2 separate regions of the Homo sapiens genome follow, and region 2 is linked to region 1. The links are chromatin contacts, found by Hi-C or POLR2A ChIA-PET in ENCODE. All regions are on one chromosome and are shown on one strand. The core of a region is the stretch at or near the end of the contact, and the rest is flanking DNA. Distances in the headings are between cores, read along the strand shown. Region 1 has its middle 66 kb from the start of ZNF217. Region 2 has its middle 16 kb from the start of BCAS1-AS1.

The links. A loop is a pair of places that touch in the nucleus more often than their neighbours do. ChIA-PET counts read pairs that join two places held with the same protein, here RNA polymerase II (POLR2A). Pooled maps may share reads with other maps.
Region 2: a loop to region 1 is called in a pooled map, with 4 times the contacts of the local background. The contact joins two enhancer-like sites. A Hi-C loop is called at or near these places in 15 of 37 single-sample maps with no recorded cell type and 10 of 50 pooled maps. POLR2A ChIA-PET finds 5 or more read pairs at or near these places in 11 of 52 experiments (A549, AG04449, CD4-positive, alpha-beta T cell and 8 more).

The regions. Positions count from the first base shown.
Region 1 is chr20:53,658,425-53,662,031 of GRCh38, forward strand. No RefSeq gene overlaps it. Among named protein-coding and RNA genes, the nearest start is that of ZNF217, 66 kb to the left of the region's middle. RefSeq lists enhancers at 1,788-1,847, 1,858-1,917, 2,838-2,897. Within about 2 kb of position 1,772, at least 19 of the 41 ENCODE cell types and tissues checked have a DNase peak (open chromatin) inside an H3K27ac peak, as active enhancers do; they include GM12878 and OCI-LY7, where a contact is called at or near this core.
Region 2 is chr20:53,897,583-53,901,234 of GRCh38, forward strand. No RefSeq gene overlaps it. Among named protein-coding and RNA genes, the nearest start is that of BCAS1-AS1, 16 kb to the right of the region's middle. Within about 2 kb of position 2,254, at least 19 of the 41 ENCODE cell types and tissues checked have a DNase peak (open chromatin) inside an H3K27ac peak, as active enhancers do; they include GM12878 and OCI-LY7, where a contact is called at or near this core.

The DNA.
Region 1 (3,607 bases), core at 522-3,021:
TGTGATAAGGGAAGTTATAGCTGGATTCTCCTATGATGTAATGTAGTCTTTGAATGACACTTTAAACAGTCACAGCTTTTCTCCATTGGGATCCCCATTCTGCCCCTCAAAGCTGTGTGATCTTGGGTACCTCTTCACACTTCAGTTTTGCCATCTGTAAAATGGGTATAGCAATGGTATCAAACCTTAAGCGGCATTACGGAGGCCAAATATGCTAATGTGTATGTTTGGTGTAGAGTAAGCCCCAAATAAAGACTAGCCATTGTTTTCGTGGCCATTTTTTGTCTGTTGAGAAACTGTTAATGCAGCAACTTTCTCCGGGTTAGAGTTGGATTAACTAACAAGCTTCTGAGGAAAATATTAAAATTTCCCGTGATTTTCCACAGTGGCTATTTAATATATATTACATCAAGCAAGCAGGTAAAGAAAAGCAATACTTTCAGGTGTAAATACAGCACCTGGATTGGGTTGATTTTGGTAATTCGGTTTTTTTCCTTAGACAAAGCTAGGTTTTCAAGCCAAACAGTACACAGCTGTAGAAAACAGTCACTTAAAATTTCAAAAGGTTGCTCTGTATGTGTAATTACTATTATTATTATTATTTCAGACAGAGTCTTGCTCTGTCGCCCAGACTGGAGTGCAGTGGTGTGATCTCGACTCACTGCAACGCTCAAGGGATTCCCATGCCTCAGCCTCCTGAGTAGCTCGGTGTAAAATTACAGGCATGTGCCACCACGCCCGGCTAATTTTTGTATTTTTAATAGAGATGGGGTTTCGCCATGTTGGCTAGGCTGTTCTGGAACTCCTAACCTCAAGTGATCCGCCCACTTCGGCCTCCCAAGGTCCTGAGATGACAGGTGTGAGCCACCTTGCCCGGCCCCGTATGTGTAATTATGTATCTACTTTTATTCTTGATGTTGTTTATAAGTACATTCCCTCTTGTTTTTCTTACTCATTCTTACCAATGGACTTAAACTTAATTTTATTGGACTTTACAAAGAATGAGTGATTTTTTTTTTTTTTTTTGAGACGGAGACCCCGTCGCCCAGACTGGGGTACAGTGGCGCAATCTCGGCTCACTGCAAGCTCCGCCTCCCGGGTTCACGCCATTCTCCTGCCTCAGCTTGCCGAGTAGCTGGGACTACAGGCGCCCCGCCCGGCTAATTTTTTGTATTTTTAGTTTAGACGGGGTTTGTTTCACCCTGTTAGCCAGGATGGTCTCCATCTCCTGACCTCATAATCGGCCCGCCTTGGCCTCCCAAAGTGCTGGGATTACAGGCGTGAGCCACCGCGCCCAGCCGAATCAGTGATTTTACTGATCAAAAAGTATTGGTTGTTTTTTATTTATGTGACAACTTCCGCTCTTAAGTTTATGAATTCCTTTGTATATTAGATTATGGAAGTGTCTTTAAGAAATAAATACAATTTTAAAATATCTATCTACAGGTAATATCCACATCTCTATGTCTATCGATAGAGAATAACATTTAGGGAAACGGAGAGGGGAGAGGGAGCTAGAATGGAAAGGGCACCTCACAGATGATTTCTCCCCTAACAAATTTTTGTTTTGTTTTGTTTTGCTTTGAGATTTTACTTTTTTGCAAGAAGAATCTATTTAGGTATTAGTTGAATTTTTCATCGGTCAGGTCCAAAGAACAAGGGGGGGTGGGGAGGGGACGGCGGGAGAGTGTGGCAGGGTGTGGGCGGGGCAGGAAGAAATGGGGGCCCACCCTGAAGGCTTTCTTAGGTCCTTTTCTCAGCCATTTTCCTCCTTCCCCAACCGGAGAATTGCCCCGCGTGTGCAAGGAGCGGCGTGCCTCCACGCAGCAGCAACAACAACAGCCGCGCGAGTGGCCGCAGCGTCCACGCCGCCCGCGAGTGGCCGCAGCGTCCACGCCGCCAGCGCAAAGTCGGTGCGCACAGCCTGGCGCGAGTTCGAAGCTGGAGAGGGCTGTAAAATAGATTGGGGGGCGGGGGAGACCACGTGATTTTCTGGAACGCTGGCTCGCCTCTTTATTTTGATTCTCGAGTAAACTTACAATCCCCAAAATGCGTTGAGGGCATCGGAAAGAGTAAAGTCACGTTCCGCTGGAAAGGATCACTTCTTAAGTTCACATGAACCTATTCTTTGATCCTCCTTCATTGCTGCTTAAGATTTACTTCTCTTTCAAATCAAATAATGTGTTTCTTTCTCATTCTGAGAAAAGCTTTCAAGATGTGATTTCCCTTTTGAAACACTTTGAAGTCTTTCCCCAGCACATCCTTTCTTAAAGGGATTTGGTAAGAGGAGATAGGCCTGGAGGCCAGGGCATTTTAAAGTCACTTTCCAAATACCCTGTGTTCCCTTAAAGAGTCTTGAATTGAAACATCCCAGCTGCTGGAAGACGTTTCCAAATGTGACTCTGTGGCTGCAACACCCTAATGTCTTCTCTCCTAGGACCCTGGTGGGTCATAAAGACAGACAGAGCAGAAAGGAAGCCTTTAGTTTTTTAAGTAAAGCCACTTCCATGGGCTTCCTAAAACAACAAGGATTCTCACATTTAGTTAGTCCTCTCTGTTAGGACATCAAGGGAGAAACAGCTGAAATCCAGGGCTGAACATTTCCTGGCGCGGCTAGATTTGAAGCTTCCAGTATGTGGAGTATCACCTTCATTCCCTCTGGGGGCGTCTATATGGTTTGTGCCAGGTGGGAGCACCTGCCCCGTGGTGGCCAAAAATACTGACAGCAATTCAAGCTTCTCACTTCCGAATGAGATGTTTGTACACGAAGTGACCTTTAATTGTGTCTTAGAAACTCATGTCAGATCAACATGTGGTTTCACTTATTCAGGAGAGGTTATTACATTTCAAGCTGTTTTGTGTTAGTTTTTAGCATTTAAATGAAGTATTTTCTCTTTCATATATTTGATGTGGCTCAAAGAAGCTTGCTTCTTTTTCTTTTTTTTCCTTCATAGATTTTATTGTTTGATTAGATCTTTTTGTCAAGTCAGATCAAAGATGGCTTTTCCTTTCTTTAGGAGAGAGATCTTTTATGAAAACAAATCAATAGAACAGATTTCACAGTAAAGAGGCATTTTGTTTAAAAGATTTTGAAAAGAGGAAAAAGATTACAATGAGGGTAGAAGAGAGATGTTTTTATTTTTGTATTCTATTTGTCTGTCAAAGAGTTAGATGAAAGCAAATACTTTGGCATTCTCAACTTCAGATTTACTGTGGGGAGGCTTTGCAGACTCAGCTAGATAGACACATCCTTATAGAAGAATTCACTTTACCTTTTAGCATCTGGGAATATCCGAGAGCTGGTGGCTCCTCCCTACCTATCCCTGCTCCCTCCTAAGATGATGTAGATGCTGGATTCTTGGCTTTTTGGCATCTTTTTCAGATGAACTCCTTCACATGCTTCAAGAGAAAATGCAGGAGTTTCTAGATAGCATTCATGTTTTTGTAGCAACTTTTAGTTCCCTCTATCCAGGGGCTACCACAGTATATTGAAATGATGTGTTTACTTGGTGGCTATGCTGCTCTTTAGGGGCAGGAAAGGGCTGGTTCACCTTGTCCCTCTCCCTGCTTGTCGGAGCTCAACAAATATTTGTCAATCTGAACTGAA
Region 2 (3,652 bases), core at 1,004-3,503, 240 kb after region 1:
GCTCACACCTGTAATCCCAGCACTTTGGGAGGCCAAGGTGGGTGGATCACGAGGTCAAGATATCAAGACCATCCTGGCCAACGTGGTGAAACCCCGTCTGTAGTAAAAATACAAAAATTAGCCAGGCGTGGTGGCGTGTGCCTGTAGTCCCAGCTACTTGGGAGGCTGAGGCAGGAGAATTGCTTGAACCTGGGAGGTGGAGGTTGCAATGAGCTGAGATCTCGCCACTGCACTCCAGCCTGGTGACAGAGTGAGACTCCGCCTCAACAACAACAACAAAAAACCCCAAAAACCCCCCAAAATAAAAAACAAAAACAGAGCTAGTTCAAGCTATGAATAACACATCCAGAACATTCTGGTGACAGGAAGAAGCCTTCAGAAACAGAATAGCCTGTTGGCTATTCTCAGCTGGCCATTTGGTCCTGGATGGACTCAGTCAGGCTCATGATACTCATTGTATTGTAATCACCCCAGCATGCAAACAGATTGGACAACAGTTCAAAGACTGGGCAACAGAACACAATTAAGAAGTGATTAACTTACGGGAAAAGATGAAAAGAGCTCAAGTATGAAAGCCATGTGGCAGAAAACCCTGGGAGGAGGTGATCACCATTTCCAAGCATTGAAATTCCATAAATAAAAGGCTAGAAGAGGAACTTCTCGGGGGATGATTTAAAAGGTAATGGCATATCTTTGAACAATGAGGATTCCAGGCTGAAATCTCAAGAGGAAGCTTCCTTGTTGTGGTTCTCGACAGGAATAATCCGTTGAGGAAATGATAGAATTCCTTTTAACGTGTCGGTAGGTGAAACAGCAAGAGGAACACAGGCCAATCAGATAATGTGAATTTGTCCTCCAGCAAGTGCTGCACCGGAGCTTAGTGAATGAGTAAGGTTCTCCCAGACTCAGGGCAAAGGGAGCACAGGCTCCACTATAGGCAGCAGTTGATGGAGAACCTCGATTTGGACGGAAGAAAATTCCTGGTTTCTCTTTTTCTGAGGCTGAAGAAGAACAGAAGCTCATCAAATAGAGGAGGGCTGGCTACTCCTGTAGCCATAAAAAGGGAGACGTAGATATTTTCAGCTTTGCAGACCCTCCAGGCTCTGTGTCAACCGCTCACCTCTGCCTTCGTAGACTAAATGCAGTCATAGACATGGGTAAATAATGTGTGTGGCTGTGTTTTAATAAAACTTTATTTGCAGAAACAGGCAGTGCCTAGGGAGCATGGTTTGCTGACGGCTGATCTCAAGAAGCGGGAAAGACGCCCTGTAAAAGAGCGAGGAAATTTAAAGAGAATGGGTTCAAGTACCATCTCTACACTTAACGGCTAGTTAATTAACCTTTGTGAACACTTGGGGTTTTTTTTTGTCCATGAAAAGGGTTAATTGCAGTGCCTCCCTCATGGGTTTGTTCTCAGAATCAAATGGAACAATGTCTGAATAATGCTTATCATAGGCCTGGGTGCACAGAGGTACTAAAATAAGAGAAAGAGTAAAAAGAATGCACATTTTATTATAGTTCTTACCCTATTCTATTGGGTTTATGTAACTGTTTCCTTCACTAGTATGAGCTCCTGAAGTTCAAAAATCCCACTTAGTTAACACACGTCTCCAGTACCCATCATGGTGGCACATGGTGGGTGGTGTTTTGGGTTTGAAAGCAGCACTGGGGATGGGGGTTGGGGGCAGTGGTTTAGTGAGGGAAGGCTCCCATGGGAGTGGGAACCAAGGAAGCAGGACACGGTGGGAGAAGGAGCGAAGCAGAGGTTTTTGTGAACTGGAGTCTAGCTTCAGCCTGATGCCTTGGGGATATACATTGCGTGTATCGGGAGCAGATACTGCACCCCAGCATTAGCTCATGTTGAAGCAAAGGCGCTGGCCTTTCATGGCCTGGAACAGTCAGTTACTGGCTGTAGGCTGGCCTCATTAAGAGTGAGGAGATAATCTCCCAGGTGAATTGGCTTCTGTGCTGCTGAATGAGAGCAGCTGGGAGCTGTTAGCTCTGCCAATGGGGTGGGGGGATGGGTGAGGGGGGCATGACAGCTTCTCTGCAGTGCCCAATTATTGCTTGTTCCATAAAAGCCTATGTGTTCTGTGGTTATGCTCTAAATCACCCGTGAAACACAGCTGGTTTATAGGAAACGGGAGAAGGGCAGAGCCAGGGTGACTAAGTCATCACCTGTCACTCCAAAGATAAATTGTTTAGCTGAGAGGCTGAGCCCAGAGATGGTGAGGAACCTGACTCAAGGATGGTGATGTTCTCTCTTTGCAGGGACAGGAAGTGGCTTCTTTTTTCAGTGGCCTGTGGGCGTTTCCTTTGCCTGGAGGAGTGTGTGGTACCATCCAGACTGAGGGTTGCTGAAATCCCTCACCGGGCTTGACACAAGTGCCAATAATGCCACAGTAACATCTGCCTGGGTTCTGGCATCTGGCGAGAGTGGGATTGAATCCCAGCTCTGCCACTTTAGCCATGTGACCTTGAACCAATGACTTAGCAATATAAGCCTTATTTTCCATGTCTGTAAAATGGGAATAGCAATACTTCCCAATTCTTAGGGCTTTTGTGAGGCTTAGAGTTAATGCTTATAAAATGGCTGGCACTTAATTAAACTCCAATTTCAATACACGGTAATTTTATTTACTTTCTTTGTTATGATGGTGTATTTGTTATGTATTTATAGAAATGGTATTGTTCAGTTAATGTTTCCCAGTTGTCATTTGCATATTACTTTGGATTTTTGCCATATCTGTTGCCACCTGTACTATTATTTATTTAGCATACATTAGTTGACTCTTGAAAATAAAACTTAAATAGTTTTAATAGGACCAGGGCAATAAGGGGTTTGGATGGGCTAGTGCTTGGCCTATGATAAGTATGCTATGAATGGGAGCTACTATTATCATCAACACTGACATTAAATGACTCTTAGTTTTGTATCCTATCTGGGAATTTGCATTGACTCATTTCATTTCTTCCTTTTAGAATCAAGTTGCTTGCATTCTCTCCATTGGATGAGGTCACGTCTTTACTCCTGCCTGAGCTAATTGATGTATTCTTAAAGTGGCTTGCTTGGCTAAGAATTTCATGCATAGTATCAGGGGATTTTTTCTTTCCTCTGTTAAATAACTTGGGCTCTGACAGATTACAAGGAAGTTATTACTCAGAGCTAAGTGCTCAAAACTGATTGTAGGGAGCAGTGGAAATTCCCCTTCCTTGCCTAAAATAACTGGAACTGGAACATGACAATATGAGCTTTGTCCAGGCTTGAAACAATATCCTTTCCAAGTGAATTTTGTACGGAAATACTTACCAATATATAGTGGTAGTTCTCACTGACAGGCTAGAAAAAGGTTAGTCATTCCCCGTATTCCATAGCTAAAAGGGCCATTGTTAGGGACAATAAGCCCCCGAGGAGTGAAATTTAAGCATGTGGACATAGTAATATTGGACTTACCTGACTTCTCCCTGCCCCTTATCCCATTTGATTCCTTCACTATCAAAAGAATCTAATTCCGGAAATAGACATGCTCTCCATTTGTTTGATTATTTTTATTGCAAGTATGTTTGTGACAACCTTCCCCTGAACACCCCCGAGCAGGTCCTGAGGAAACGGGAGAAGGAAATGCTCAGGTCCTTATAGTAGATGCGAGTT